Linked DNA regions of Homo sapiens: region 1 is linked to region 2. A link is an interaction called in ENCODE POLR2A ChIA-PET data of the cell type or tissue named here. Cell type or tissue: GM12878. All regions are shown on one strand. Each heading gives the region's core, and the rest is flanking DNA. Links, peaks and the distances in the headings are about the cores only.

Region 1 (8,193 bases), core at 1,594-5,593, 470 kb after region 2:
AGTATATTGATATGATCACATACAATGGAGCAGTTTAAACAGATGAACTAGCTCTCTCTATATATATCAACGTGGATGAATCTCAGAAACATAATGCTGAGTAAAAAAAGCAAATTGCAGAGTGAGACATACAGTATGATTCATTTATATACAGTTTAAAAGCAGACACTATACTACATATTTTTACGGATCTGTAAGTCTATGGAAAGTAGATTGGAAGGACACACATTAGATACACTTGGGGATGAAGGATAAAGAAGATAAAAAATAGGGGTCATGTCTAGACAGATGATTATATCATGCCCGTAACAGAAAAGAATGACTGATTGAATCAATTCAGCTCTGAGACTCTGCAGCTCAACCTTAGATACAAAATAAAACAAAACAAAACATAATAGTATTGCTCTTCCAGGATTAAGTGACATAATAGCCCAATGTCTGGCACATAGTAAGGGTTTAACAAATAGTGGTCATCATTATTATTATGCTCGCCTGCTGTGCTCTGCCTTTTTGCTTTCCATAGGCTCTTTCTAATACAATAATCTTAGAAGGGGAGTGTGGTTGGGTACTTCTCTGTGCACCTAAATTTCCAGTTCTCATTTATTAGCTTGAGGGTTATAAAAGCCAAAGGCTTGGTTTGGGGCCAGGTATTGATGTGCATTGAGGCTACTCTAATGGGTTAAAAAAAGTGCTTCCAGGCACATACACAACGGCAGCCCACATCAATTCACCAAATAACCACAAGAAGAGAAACACCTTACTAGCATAAGTCCTTGCATTTTGCATAAGTAGCTTATATTAATCAGGACTAGATTGGGCAAAAATGGAAATTTATTGGTGAATATATGAATTGGGAAGTTCAAGAAAAATAACTGGCTTCAGCTTTCTAAACTACACTGGGGAATTCTCATTGCCTTGCACCTAATTCTGCTATTTCCACAGCAGTTCTGTTGCTTGCAGTGCTCACTCCCAGCTACCATTGCTGAATCAGTTCTGCAAAAAACTGAAAGAAGCTCTGACTCACCTAGATGGAAAAAGGAATTTATTGGAAGGACACTTTATAGCTTACAGAATTAAAGGAAACACTGATGAGCCAGGTCTTGGGAAGAAAGAGGAGCAGGAAGCTACCGAATCTTAGTCAGAAATATACATACCTTCTTTCCTTAGGTCATGCCATGAGAATAACCCCATTTCACCCACCTAGAGTCTCTCTGTCATTCTCCCTGGAGAGTCTGATTGGCTTGGTTTGGTAGAGGGCCCTGTGCTTGACTTTTTTTTTTTTTTTGAGACGGAGTCTCACTCTGTCACCCAGGCTGGAGTGCAGTGGCGCGACCTTGGCTCGCTGCAAGCTCCGCCTCCCGGGTTCACGCCATTCTCCTGCCTCGGCCACCTGAGTAGCTGGGATTACAGGCGCGCACCATCATGCCCGGCTAATTTTTGTATTTTTAGTAGAGATAGGGTTTCACTATATTGGCCAAGTTGGTCTCTAATTCCTGACCTCGTGATCTGCCTGCCTCGGCCTCCCAAAGTGCTGGGATTACAGGTGTGAGCCACCGCACCGGGCCTTGACTTTCCTATTAAGACTGCCTAGATGGGTGGATCACCTGAGATCAGGAGTTTCACACCAGCCTGGCCAAAATGGTGAAACCCCGTCTTTACTAAGAATACAAAAATTAGCTGGGCACGGTGGCAGGCACCTGTAATCTCAGCTACTGGAGAGGCTGAGGCAGGAGAATCACTTGAACCTGGGAGGCGAAGGTTCCAATGAGCCAAGATCATGCCACTGTGCACTCCAGCCTGGGTGACAAAGTGAGACTCTGTCTAAAAAAAAAAAAATACTTCCTAGAATTGGAAAGCTGCTTCCAAAATAAGGGGTACGGATGCTGGTTGTCTTAGTTGGCTTGGGCACCAACTATAACAAACACCATAGACTGGTGATTTAAATAACAGAGACCCTTTTCACAGTTCTGGAGGTTGGAAGACCAAGATCAGGGTGCTGGCATGGATGGCATGGTTGTCTTAGTTGGCTTGGGCACCAACTATAACAAACACCATAGACTGGTGATTTAAATAACAGAGACCCTTTTCACAGTTCTGGAGGTTGGAAGACCAAGATCAGGGTGCTGGCATGGATGGCATGGTTGTCTTAGTTGGCTTGGGCACCAACTATAACAAATACCATAGACTGGTGATTTAAATAACAGAGACCCTTTTCACAGTTCTGGAGGTTGGAAGACCAAGATCAGGGTGCTGGCATGGATGAGTTCTGGTGAGGACACACTCTTGGCTTGCAGAAAGCTGTCATCTTGCTGTGTCCTCATGTGGCAGAGAGAGCGCTCTGGTAACTTTTTCTTCTTTTTATAAAGGCATTAATCCCATCAAGAGGACTCTTCTCTGATGACCTTATCTAAACCGAATTATCTCCCAAGGGCCTTATCTCCATATACCATCACATTGGGGGGTTAGGGTTTCAACATGTGAATTTTGGGAGGACACAATTTAATCCACAGTACTGGCCTAGCAAAAACATCAGCTGTCTACTACATGGCTAAAGTAGTCTGCATCTTATCAGAGAGTTCCAAAGGTCACAGACTGAAAGATATATTATAGTTTCACTATCAGCTTGCTTAGTGACTTGGGGAACTTAACGTCACAATTCTATCTCTTCCTTCTTTCACGCTTGCAAAATAGTGTTTGAGACACATACTTTTTTTTTTTTTTTTGAGTCAGAGTCTCGCTCTGTCACCCAGACTGGAGTGCAGTGGCATGATCTAGGCTGACTGCAACCTCTGCCTTCCAGGTTCCAGCGATTCTCCTGTCTCAGCCTGCCAAGTAGCTGGGATTACAGGCATGTGCCACCACACCCAGCTAATTTTTGTATTTTTAGTAAAGACGGGGTTTCGGCATGTTGGCCAGGCTGGTCTCAAACCCCTGACCTCAGGTGATCCACCCGCCTCGGCCTCCCAAAGTGTTAGGACTACAGGTTTGAGCCACTGCACCCGACTCCTCACTCTTTTTTCATGTCTGAACCTGCTCCCCTGGCCCAGGGTGGGCATTTGTCCCAGGCAAAGCCAATGATTGTGGCTCTGTCCCACCAGGGTGAGATTAAGTCTGCTTGGAATTCAAACTCTGAGTGGAAACCCACAGAGGTGAAAGGTCATCTAGATAGTTATCCAATGATAACTGAGAAAAGCACCAAGAACTGAGTTCTTCACACTTGAACTGCTGTTATTTCTGTCCTTACCAACCCTGTTTTTGCAGCTCTCCTGATTTGTGAGCCAGCCCAGAGGCCTTCCAATTAATCTTGTTTGCTTGTGGTGGATATAATCAAAGAGCCTTAGTGAGTCAAGCTACCTCAAAAGTTTGCTTTGAAATTAAATAGGACAATACATGAGAGGCAATTAGCACATTACAAGGGATATAATAAATGCTCAAGAAACGTTAGCTAGTATTATTACTACAATTTGACTTCCTACTTGGATTCTACATGGTTACACAAATAAATCCCTACTTATTACTGAGAAGTCAGCTATAGGGAGTTGCTCATGTGAGAAGCAGACTTCCTGTGAACTGAAGCCTACACATCAGTGTCGACTCTTATGCCTTTAGTCAGGGTAAGAATCAAATGCAGAAATTCTACTCAATAGGTTGAGTTGGGGAGGCAGAGCTCGACTTTGAAGCCACCAATTATTTTCTCTAATTGGTGTCTTAATACATACCATAGCTCTCTTCTGATTGACAGATACACGAAACTGCTATTGTTTCTCAATTTTGGGTTCTCTAGAAGCAGACTGCTCTTTGAAAAACCAGAATTCCCAACATTAACTTCATGTGTGTTGCATGTTTTAATTCAGTCCATCTGCAGTAGGCTGAATGGCTCCCAAGCATGTCAAGTTGCAACCTCTGGGACCTGTAAGTGTTAATTGATAAGGATAAAGAGTTTCTATAGATTTGATTAAGTTAAGGATCTTGGGATGGGGAGATTATCCAAATTACATTTACGGTGGACCTTAAATGGAATCTCAAGGGCCTTTATAGGAGGGAGGGAGAGGGAAGTTTTATCTACACAGAGAGATGATGTGAAGTCATAGGAGAATTGGGGTGACATGGCCACAAGTCAAGGAATACTGCCAGCCACCAGAAACTGGAAGAGTCAAGGCCCCTAGAGCCTTTAGGGGGAGCATGTTCCTGCCAACACCCTGATTTCTGCCTTATGAATCCAATTTTGGAATTCTGACCTCCAGAACTGTGAGAGAATAAATTCCTGTTGTTTGAAACCACCAGGTCTGTGGTAATTTGTTACTATAGTAGCTACAGAAAACCAATATGTGATTCTAAATACCTTTGTCAAATGTATTGAAAATCTGTCTAATCAATTGTTTTAACAGACAGAAACTTAACTTTATTTATATAGATTATTTTGCCCTTTCCTACCATGCCGATGTTCCAAAAAGCTGTGAAGAGCTGTTTCTGCACAGATACACCTCCTCCTGTGGTGTCACTCATGACTGTCCCTAGTTGAATCATCCTTCTGCAATGTACCCAGGTTCATATGCCTCTCATGTGGTTCCCATGGTCCCTGGATCAGAGCTGCAATCCCCAAGCCCTTGGGCCCTTTCTGAAGGAGGAATGAAAGAGTATGGCTGACTACGGACAGTAAGCCCCCTTCTCCTCATTCCCACCTTCTCCAGGGGCAAGGAAATGACTCATCGCACAAGCTCTCAATGCCCATCACCCATTCATTCTCTCCTCTTGGGTTGGGTGAAGTGAGGTCAAACTTCTTAGGAGAGAATAAAGGACATGGCTAAAGTTTTCTTCCCTCTTCCAGTTCTCTTCCCCTACGTTGATTGATCCTTTTACTTTTCCTAATACTTTAAAATGTTATACAAATATTTGCAAAAAATATTTAGACATGGAAGAATGTATAGAAAATTGTGCAAATTTCTTTCTCCAAAGCTTTTCATTGTACTCTCCTTCATGTATTTAACCAGTATTAAAAGTTTGATATTTTCTTCTAGAGATTTCTTTAAATTCATATTCACTTCATTGGATGTACATGCATGTGTGTACACTTGTACACATACAGACAGAGAGGGCTTTTTTCTTAATTAGTAATAATAATGGCAAGAAAGGAAATGCAGAATTAAAGCAATTCTGTTATGCTAAGGTTAGGGCCAAGATTAGGAAAAACAGGACACTGTCCCTTGAGCTGGGGAGATTTGGGTGAATGTCATTTAAGATTTTGAACCCCTAGGCTTCTTTGAATTCTCCTGGTCTGCAGAAGTGACCATCCCTCTCCAAGAGTTAGCACATCCTTCTTGCTTGAAGACAATGGAGAGGGCTTTTCCTGTAGGCACATGATTTGCCTCCTGATTTGCTCCCATTTCCCTTCCTGGCCACTAGATCTATAACCAGGGTTAAGTTCCAACGTAATACAGCTTCAGATTTGCTGGGCTTGATAAGGATGAAAAGAAGCTCTACCCAAAGGAATTGCAAGACCTAAACAGAATGTATTGGTTGGCATTATTGGCACTGGATTCTGAGGGTGCACCATTAAGCAATCTGGAACAATATATTGGATAGGAGAGACTTTATTTATTTGGGGCACTCTCCAAAAATACAAGATTCAATACTCTGTCAAGGATCTGAGGAGACGGTAGCAACTCACTACTAGTATAGATCCCAGAAGCATGCAGAAAATAACAAACCATACTAAAGTTGAAATGCCAGAATTGCTATGGTAGGCAGTGGAGGAAAGGATTAAAAGCTTAAGGAAATGGGCATGCTGAAATAGGCATTAAATATCTATGTAATGCTGAAAGACTCACCAGATGATTATGTACCATGAGAGGGACTATTGTGCACACCATTAGCAAGGCCATAGTAATGCACAGGTGAGAGGGGTACCAGCATCACTAAAATGTTTAGTGCTGGGATTTCTTTATTAGACAGGGTTAATATTAGGAGAGGCCATTACAGAGTAGACTCAATAAAAGCAGTGGGGATGTTAGGATTCCAAAACAATAGAGGGTGTGTTATGGTAGGAACTGCCAGAAGCCACATTGACATAATTATCTAAATGAGTAGCAGACTCATAGGGTTATAACCAAAAGGGCCTGACCGTCAGAGAGTAAAGGAGATGGTTGGAATACAGTATCCATAGGGGCAAAATATATTGACAGTAAGAGTATAACTCGGCCTGTACTATCAGAAGAAATTGAATATGGGTGACAACTAAATTGAGAGCAATTTAGCTCCTGGATCTAAATTCGTTTTCAGCTACAGAACCCATTGACTGAAAAAAGGGCCAGGCTTCCAGAAGGATAGACCCTAACCTCATGCCAAATATACATTTTTTTGTGTGTTTGTTTCTTTGGTTTTTGAGATGGAGCTTTGCTCTTGTTGCCCAGGCTGGAGTGCAGTGGCGACATCTCTCGGCTCACCTCCGCCTCCCAGGTTCAAGCGATTCTCCTGCCTCAGCCTCCTGAGTAGCTGGGATTAGAGGCATGAGCCACCACGGCCAGCTAATTTTGTATTTTTAGTAGAGATGGGGTTTATTCATGTTGGTCAGGCTGGTCTCGAACTTCTGACCTCAGGTGATCCACCCACCTCGGCCTCCCAAAGTGCTGGGATTACAGGTGTGAGCTACTGTGCCCAGCCAAATATACGTGTTAATAATACCTGCTAGTCTTTCTCCAAAGGGACAAATGCCCACTTACTCAGGTATCCCAAATATTTTGGACATTGTGGGAGGCAAAGGTCTGAGGTGACATCAAAATCCAGAGACCCAAAGTAACATCATGGTCTCCCTGTTAGAATGAGGCCTTACAGTGTTATGACCAAAGTCTTGCTTATAGCAGGCCTATTGGGTTTGTTTTCCCAACTAGCTGTCATTCCTCTGGTTCACAAAAGTATAATTGGGATTGCCCTATGTAGTACTTGGCACAACCCTAACTTTGGGTCTTTGGCCTGTAGAGTAAGGGATCTCATAGTGGGAAATGCCAAGTGGAAGCCTCTAAAAATACCCCATCTTCTACTCAATCCCATCTGATACGGTCTAAATGTGTCCCCCAAAATTCATGTGTTGAAACTTAATGGTTAATGTGATAGTATTAAGAGGGAGGTGTTTTGTTTTGTTTTGTTTCTTGAGACAGCAAATTGCTCTGTTGCCCAGGCTGGAGTGCTGTGGTGTGATCTCAGCTCACTACAACCTCCACCTCCTGGGTTCAAGCAATTCTCCTGCCTCAGCCTCCCAAGTAGTTGGGATTACAGGCATGTGCCACCATGCCTGGCTAATTTTTGTAGTTTTAGTAGAGATGAGTTTTCGACATGTTGTCCAGGCTGGTCTTGAACTCCTAACCTCAAGTGATCTGCCAGATGGAGGGCCTTTTGGAGGTGATTAAATTATGAGGGCAGAGCCATCCTGGATAGGATTAGGACTTATAAAAGGCTTTGAGGGAGCAGGTTTATTCCCTTCCATCTCTTCCACCATATGAGGACGCAGCAACAAAGTGCTAGCCTGGAAACAGGGAACAGGCCCTTGACAGATATCAAACTTTCCGTCACCTTAATCCTAGACTTCCTAGCCTCTGGAGCTGCAAGAAAATAAATTTCTGTTGTTTAAATATTACCCAATATGTGGCATTTTGTTGTAGCAGCACAAATGAACTAAGATATCATCAAAGGACCAAAAACAATATAACCACCCCAGGTTGGTAGATGGCAGAAATTAGTACTACTTTTGAGGATGCAGAGATAATAGATGCTCTCATATTTCCATTTAATTTGCCAATTTGGCTCCACAAGAAACCAGATTGCTCCTGGAAAGTGTCAGTTTACTGCAAACTTAAATAAGTTGTTTCCCTAATTTCAGCCACAGGACTAGATATAATTAATACCTTTGCTAGAGGAGATGAAAAGGGTTTCAGGTACATGGTACATAGCCACTGACTTGGCAAAAACATTCTTTTATATTCTGATCAGAAAGAGTTTGCATTCTCATGGTATGGGTAAAAAGACATATTTATGGTTTTGTCCCAAAGCTATGCTAATTCTTCTGCTTTCTGTAATAATACAGTCCAGAGAGATATGGACCATCTGGGCATCCTATAAAACTTCACAATGACCTACTACATCAATGATATTATGTTAATTGGAGCTAATGAATAAAAAATGGCTAGCGCATTAGAGGAC
Region 2 (8,193 bases), core at 1,998-5,997:
GAGCATAAGGGGAACAAAGAGGAAAACAAGAGGACAAAGAAGAAGAGAAAGAAGAAAAAGTAGCAGGAGGGGAGAAGGTTGGAGGCCCTTCCTGAGTCATTCAAACACTTCCTCAGAGGAAGAGAGAGGATCCAATTTGACTCCCAAATTACTTTGAACTCTGTACTTAATGTCTTTCTGCCCAGCTGTCCCTTCTAATCACCTTTCTATCCACACTGAAAATACTGAAGTTTATCTAGGATAAACACTGAAGTTTTTCTAGGATCACAAAATCAAAAAATATGATTATAGTTAAAAACATCTTTGGGACAATCTACTTCCTCTGCTTAATTTTATAGACAAGGAAACTTATCTAGTAACAGAGTATTCAGTTTGCTGAAGAACACGTGGAAAATTATCCTAAATAAGTTAGTAAACGTAAATTACTGGTTGGCAATTTATTCCAAACAAAATTTTGTTTTGTTTATTCTAAAAGAAAATTACTCTTGGTGGTGCAGGCGAGTCCTTTAGATTAGTTTAATAGTAAATGTAGTTTATATCTGAATATTTAAAGAACACTTTTCACTTGCCCTCAATGTTCAACCCCAAGCATATATGAAAACACACACGTAGGAAAACTAAGAATTTCGTTTAGTTAAAATTAAGAATTTCCTTTAGTTAAAAGCAAATAATGTCCTTTAGTCAAAAGTTTAGTTTCCTTTCGTTAAAACGTCTCTGGACTGTCCCTTCCAGATCCTTAAATTTCAGAACTGAAAGAGCTGGAGTGGAGCTGGTTGGTGAAAAGCAAGCTTCCTCCACTGAGTTTACTTCGTGTAGGAGAAACTTAAATGTGGGAAATAATTTTAGGGTAAAGAAAGCCTCAGTTTTAGCCTTTCCTAGGTTGTAGAGATCTGGAAGATAATTCTGAGAAAGAAACCAAGAAGAAGCTAAGACCTCAGTTACAGGGTCTGGAATGGTCAGGTCAGCACGAGGACTGGCCTGTGAAGTCTTCTGATGATCTAAAGGAGTGCAGGACATGGCAGACCTGGCACTCTTCAGACCCTCAGAGAAGAACCAACTGGTTATTTCTCTTCAAGCAATCACTTAAGGTGGCACTTTCCTGAAAGGAAAGACCATTCATTATTGCTATGGATTGTCAAGGGAATTTGTAGATAGTCTTCTTCTGGGCCAGACACGGTGGCTCATGCCTGTAATCCCAGCACTTTGGGAGGCCGGGGCAGGCCGATCACGAGGTCAAGACCAGCCTGGCCAACATGGCAAAACCCTGTCTCTACTAAAAATACAAAATTTAGCTGGGCGTGGTGGTGCATGCCTGTAATCCCAGCTACTTGGGAGGCTGAGGCAGAAGAATTGCTTCAACCCGGGAGGCGGAGGCTGCAGTGAGCCAAGATCGCACCACTGCACTCCAGCCTGGGTGACAGAGCAAGATTCCATTTTGTGGGGCGGGCGGAGGGGAAGATAGTCTTCTTCTTAAGTTTTTAGTTTTTCAGTGTTAAGCAAGACCTCTGGGGAAGAGGGTTAGATGAAATCCAGTGACCACACGTAAGAACTGAGCGGTATCATTGAGCATCCATCTGGCCCTAAAAAAGCAGAGAAAGTATCCAGAATAGATTAAAATATATATCTCATTCTCTCTCTCTTTTTTTTTAAAGGGGGAGGCAAAATGGAAATTGCCCTAGCCTGAATCCTAGCATTTGCAGTAGAGAACATGCTGGAAGACACTATCAAAAATCAGTTTGTGGGGCCACAGTTCCTGCCAGAGTAACCTAATTGTCTGACTCACTTTTAATCTCAGTGGATGTGGTGAGAATGACTGATGTTGCTTAACAGCATTTAGTCTTGGTGTTAAATATGGGAAATTTACAAAAAGATTCTTATCTACGGAGGAGTGGAAAACATCACCACACAGAGATGAAAGGGCCCAAGAGAGGAGAAGGTGGGAAATGTCCCCTTCCTGCCACACGTTTCATCTGTGCATGTAGCTCCGACTGGCTTCAAAGGAAAATCTGCACCCAAGCACCCAAAAGAAGTAGCTAAGTGTGTGGTGGGACTGAACAGCAGGCCCATTACAATAGCATTCCAAAAAAAAATTTAAAAGCCAAGTATATGTATGACCTGAAGGTACTCATGGAAAAATGACAAACTATTCAAAACTGAAAAGAGGCTTACTAAAATATTGTTACCAGGTGCAAAGAGAATCATTTCTCAACATTATAGTTTTTAATACAAGAGAAGAAAGATTTGGAGCAACAAATCACAGAAAGAGCTTTTCTTAAAAAACAACGTTGTATGACTTTAATATGCAATTTTCTGTGCCCCTAATTCCCAGACTAGCTTACACATCAGATGGATCTTGTTAGTATAGTTGAAGATGGAAGGAAACATTGCTGGTTCCTCTTCTCATAAACGTACCATGTGATAGAGCTCACTTCTAAAAAGAGATGAGGAAAATAAAGGCATAAGATATATATACCATGTAACAAAACTGCACTTGTACCCCTTACATTTATACAAGTTTTTATAAAGGCAAATGTAAGTATGCTTTCTTTAAAAAACTAAAAAGATACATATACCAAAATATTTAAAGTCTTCCCATGACAGCATATTGAGTAAACAACCATTGGCACTACTATATATTTTTGCAGCTATAAGAGTCATTAGTTGTTATGTGCTAACATATAAAAGGAATCAAATTTAATATATCCAATTTGGAGGAAACTGTCCTATTGTCCTTTGTCAATTATAGGTTTTAAACATCCTTTATGAAATCACGTTTTGATGTCTTGATTTAGGAAATATGATCAGAGTAACTTGACATCAAATTAATCATACCTACTTTCTTATCATATTTGCTTTACACATTTTATAGACACAAAAACTTGAGTTGATGGTCTAGATTAAACTCAACCATTTCCTGGAGAGAATCTGCGAATATTCTGTTCAAATCAACAGCATTTAGCAAAGGCCTACAACATGTCTGGCTCTAAGTGTGGGAGAACGTGATGCTGAAGTGAGCAAAGCCTAGCTTCTGCCCTGCACGAGCCTTGAGTCTAGCAAAATAACTCAACATGCCCACCTCTACAGAGTACAAGACAGAAAACAGCACAAAGCCATTCAAAGGACACAACAGAGAAATTCATCTCCTCTTCAGAAGGGAGCCGAGGTTGCCTTTGAAGGTGAAAGACAAATTTAGAGAATCAGCACAATTTCAAGTCAGAAATGGTACCAGGGAAGAACCAGCATTTCACATGTGAATGAGAAGGAGAGTCATCAAGAGGAGAAAACTGGGAGAGCTATCAGAGATTGGCGACAAAGCTGGTATGGCAGGAATGTGGGCAGCTGCGTAAGACAGAACTACCGAGCACCTCATTGGTGTAATGAATACACTGAACTTGATTCAGTTATCAAAAAGGAATCGCCAATCTTTCTGAGTAAAGGCATACGTTACTAAATGGGGATTTTAGGAAAATTGATAAGACAGTGGCTTATAAGATAATTGGAAGGAAGAAAGCTGAAGACCAGTTCAATTAGTGCCACCATCTTAAAAATAGTCAATTAAAGCTTGTACTAGAGGCCAGGCAGGATGGCTTATGCTTGTAATCCCAGCACTTTGAGGGGCAAGGCCGGTGCATCATTTGAGGTGAGGAGTCGGAGACCAGCCTGACCAACATGGCGAAACCCCGACTCTACTAAAAATACAAAAATTAGCCGGGTGTGGTGGTACATGCCTGTAATCCCAGCTACTTCGGAGGCTGAGTCAGGAGAATCCCTTGAACCTGGGAGGCAGAAGTTGCAGTGAGCCGAGATTGTGCTATTGTACTCCAGCCTGGGAGACAGAGGGAAACTGTCTAAAAAAAAAAAAAGTTTGTGCTAGAGCAGTGTCCGTGGATAAGAAATGGACAGAGTAGAAGAAAGAAACACTGCAGAAGGATAAGCAAGTTGTGAATCCTAGGCATAAGGAGCAATGGGAGAGGGACTTGCAACTCTGAACCATCCTGGGGACCAGGGAGGATGATGCTATCACAAGCAGTGATGGCAGGGAACCTAAGAATTTTGCTCTGTTATGTGACCCAATTTCATTACTACCACTACAGCCAAGCTCTTCCAAACAGTGTTCAACTTCTGAGTCCCAAAAATTAACTCATGAAAACCTTGCCACATTGGGAAATCTAATTTTTTCTTTATTTCACACTACAGAAGCCATTGGCAATGGAAGGTTAATAAATAACATTTCATAGCTTTCCAAAAACAATCATTCTGAAAGCGAAGCGAAATACTCATCTTGAGCTCAACTAGAAAATGGAAGGTCTGACCATCTCTTCAGACCAATGTCCCCTCAGGGAATCTGGCCTGAACATCAAAAGGCTGTCATGAAATTCGTTTCAATTGCTTCATCTTCCTCTATCGGGCAACCCCCCCGTGGTTACCATGAAGTCATACTCTACCACTGAATCTTATGAGTAGGAGAAGTGCTTGGATGGCAATGGTGAGGCAGCTGGAGGTGGGCCTTTAAGGATCTGTTCAAAGGAATGGTTTAGAATAGTCTAAGCTATAAAAATAATCATAAACTATATTAAAAGGAAAATGGAGTTAGTCAATGCTATGGATACCCACTTGAGTGAAGAAAATAGTGTAGGTAGCATGGCAGACATCTCCTATAAGTAGCCGGAAATATTTAGCTAACAATATTGGCCTTGGCCCTCTGATAATTGTTTTTCAAATATACTTAAATATGAGCAGAAGAAGGTCTTCTTCAATAGTGTCTCTGATTCTAAGCCCTTGTAAACACATTATTACCTATTGTTTACTCTAACACTATTGGAGCCAAACTCGGAAGGAGAGTAGAACCCTTGGAGCTTGAATGGCCAAATGAAGACCCCCATGAGGGAAGACCTACAAGGGAATGCATGTGTGTGATGCTGGGAATTGATGTATTGCCAGGGGCCAGGTTGGGCTGATTCCAGGCTATCAGTTAAAGTGATGTGATGCCAGGAGAGAACAAGTGTATCAATATCCAGGGAATGGAGGAGGCTGAGAGCTGACTTGGAAACTGAGTGTGACAGTAAGAAGGACATTACAGAAGAGAATACAGAGGAATAAGAAAGACAAAATAAGACATAACCGGATGAGTTCCAAAACAAATCCATGAGTATGACCTTCCACCCTGTCTCCACATCTCTCATATGCACAGCCTACTTTGCTATGCTTGCTCAGATGTGTTCTTCAACAGCAGACCTCAGCTGGTGTTACAGGCCTAGTTTCAACGTCAGAGGGCCAACATCAATGATACCAGTTGTTCAGGCCCTGCTCTGATGGGCGTCTGATGGGAACCCAGCCACCATACTCTGAGAAAGCCAAGCAGCTCCATGGAAAGACCACGTGAAGGTGTTCTAGCCGCAGGGTCACCTGTGGACTTAACTGAAAGCCAGCATCAAACACCACACATGTGAGCAACTGAGCCTTCATATGATTCCAGCCCTTAATCCCTGCACCACCCCAGCTGATCTTGAGTGTAGCAAAGATGAGGTTTTCCAGCAAAGACCTGTTCAAACTGCAGGTCTGTGGGCAAAATAAATGTTAATTTCAGCCACTAAGTGTTGGGATCATTTGTTACTTAACAGCAGATAACCAGAATGGTACACATAGTATGACTTCAGAATTTACAGTGAATTCAGGGAGACAAGCATGTTCACAGATGCGTCAACCATGTCAAGGTACGACACATGTACCTTAATTGATCCATACATAAAAATGAATGTGTATGCATATGCATATCTAGTTTAGGCATAGAAAATTTCTAATACATAAAATTAAAAATAGTTACCTCTGTGGAGTAGTCCTGGGTTGTTAGGGAAGGAAGACTTCTTTTTATTTGTCTCTTTGTATGTTCTAATCCTGGTTTTATACACGTACTTACTTCATAACTTCAAAAACAGTTTAAAGTTTCAAAATAATGGTAAAATAAGAGAAAAAAGGCTAAACAAGTCCTATAGGCACCCCATGAGTACTACACGTTAGATACCCCTTGAGAACAGTAGGCAACCAAGTTGTTGGGAAAAGCTGCATTTTATCTCTGTGTCTCAGTTTCACATCTATGTAAAAAACAGTGCCAACCTCATAGGATTTTTGTGGAAATTAAAGTTCTGTAGGACTACCTGACACAATAGTAAGCACTCAATAAAAATTAATAAAAATATCTAAGAAACCTGGAGCTGCTGAGCACTGGCATGGCATATGAACACAGGGCCCCAAGTGGCAAAATTTGACTGTTACTTTAAGGAGAAATACCTTTTGTTCTCCTTATATCAAAGAATAAAAAGGAGCCAGCATTTTAGATACAATGGCAAGGGAAGGTGTAATTTGGCTCTGTAACAATGTGATAACTTCTGCAAATGCCACATTGACTTACATTTTCCAAAACACAAAAGACCATGAAATTAAAACCTCCATCCCACTTCCCCATTCTGCTTCTCCTTCTTCAGGGTGTTCACTGGGCGTGACAAGTTGTCTGTGTATTACAGATGACTGTCATCCATAGGTGGCCGAGGAAATTGTGTTTACGATAGTTTGACATCTAATGTTTAGCTTCTCCCTGTATTTTAAGAAACTAGACATTATCTCAATTATGTAAAAGAATTACCAATTTTTTCACTTGTTTTCCTGTGTAGGTTTCGCATTCAAGTTATTTAGGGTGGGCTAAGTCACTTAAAAGATCGAGTGGGGTGATTCAGCCTTCTTCTCCCCCAAAGTGTTCCATGTTCTAAAAAGTTTGCAAAAACATGATCTAGTTCTAGAAGTATGAAGGGTTGGAGTAGTCTAAGGGATAGGGAGAAGTTGAAATTGCCCATGAGATTACGTGACAGAAGACCATAACCGTAAGTATTTTCATAATTGACAAGGAGTTATTTTAAGTTTTTTAGATTTCAGGGTAATGGTGTCATCATTCTGCTTGCAAAGTCAAATGAGTAATGATCAGTTCCTCTCTGATTCAGGGACTTCTGTTGCTGCTTCCTGTTTGGTTTAACTCACCCAAGTATCTTAGAAACATGAAATATTGTTTCAGCTTGGTAAGGATGTCTGGGCTTGATTTTTTTTTTTCTTACGAACCAGGTGTTTTACCCCATGCAAATTTCTGGCATTTCAGGAAAAAATTTTTGTTTTCTTTTCTTCAACTTGAGGATGATTTCACCTACTCAAAATATAAGAAAACTCTTTACCTCCACAATTTTTTAGAAGGAAAAACCTTCCAAAAAATAGAGAAATGCTGTGTGGTCAGGAATACTTTGTTGAATTTTATTAATTTAGCCACTTTAAATCCCTTTTGGCATAAACTCAGTGAGATTAAATAAACCAAGAGAGTGACTAAATAACAAAACCTCTCTGATTCCATCACTGTGCAGTGAATATGAACAAATGTGTATGTGAATTTTAATGAATATGAAGAGTGGGCTATACAAATTACATACTTGAAGTTCTTAGTGATACGTTAAATTGAATTGTATAAGGGCATGAAGAGTTCCTAATTAACTCTATATGAAGTTCTTGAAAGAGGAAAAAAATCACCTACAAGAATTCTGTGACAACCGTTATCCAGGACTTTTAAACGCTGGTTTAAATCACCAGCAAACAAGCTGTACATAGGATTTACATAGTCAACTCATGTTGATAAAACATAGTCAGCTCCAGGTCTTCCAGACCATTTCCCCCTCATTTTGGAAAAGGAAACCATCTTCAGATAACAAGCCAAGGACTCTTGTTGATATCTTGTAAGCACCCTTTTATCACAAGTAATTAGCACACAGACTGCTTCAACAGAAAAGGCACTGAGGTTCACATTACTTCAAAACAACAAGAAATACAGCCCCATTAGCCCATAGTCTGGGGCTAACCACAGCTTCTATTCTTAGCCTCCCAGGGTCCATCTCTTACTCCACCACTGAAACCATCTCTTCAATGCTCTGATGAGAAACAACAGGACACCTACTCTAACTTCATTCCCTCTAGGTAAGGAATTCCACACTTTCTTACCTATCTGCCAAAGCACACACACCAGTTCACAGCCTCTTACCTAGGGTAGAGGGTAAAAATTTAAACTTCCATTTTTATGCATTATTTCCTGCTCATTTGTATGGGCCATGTTTGCTCGTCAATTTAACGTAGTGTCTACAGCCTGGGATGCAGTGGAGAACTTCA

What was found. Peaks named below come from ENCODE experiments on the same cell type or tissue, not always from the same donor. Only the 100,000 strongest peaks of a DNase experiment are listed, where the experiment ranks them.
Region 1: POLR2A ChIA-PET joins it to region 2 with 5 read pairs; 2 of 35 experiments call an interaction of 5 or more read pairs at or near these places.

Annotation. Positions count from the first base shown.
Region 1 is chr2:157,935,622-157,943,814 of GRCh38, forward strand. No RefSeq gene overlaps it. Among named protein-coding and RNA genes, the nearest start is that of ACVR1, 63 kb to the left of the region's middle. In GM12878, for the core only: no CTCF peak of the experiment used is centred there; no DNase peak of the experiment used is centred there.
Region 2 is chr2:157,462,597-157,470,789 of GRCh38, forward strand. LOC105373712 (a long non-coding RNA gene) reads right to left here. Exons shown (of 4, transcript XR_923513.3): 4 at 1,950-2,431. Among named protein-coding and RNA genes, the nearest start is that of CYTIP, 23 kb to the left of the region's middle. RefSeq lists enhancers at 1,175-2,374, 6,545-6,764. In GM12878, for the core only: no CTCF peak of the experiment used is centred there; no DNase peak of the experiment used is centred there; H3K4me3 peaks cover 96 bases; H3K27ac peaks cover 1,623 bases.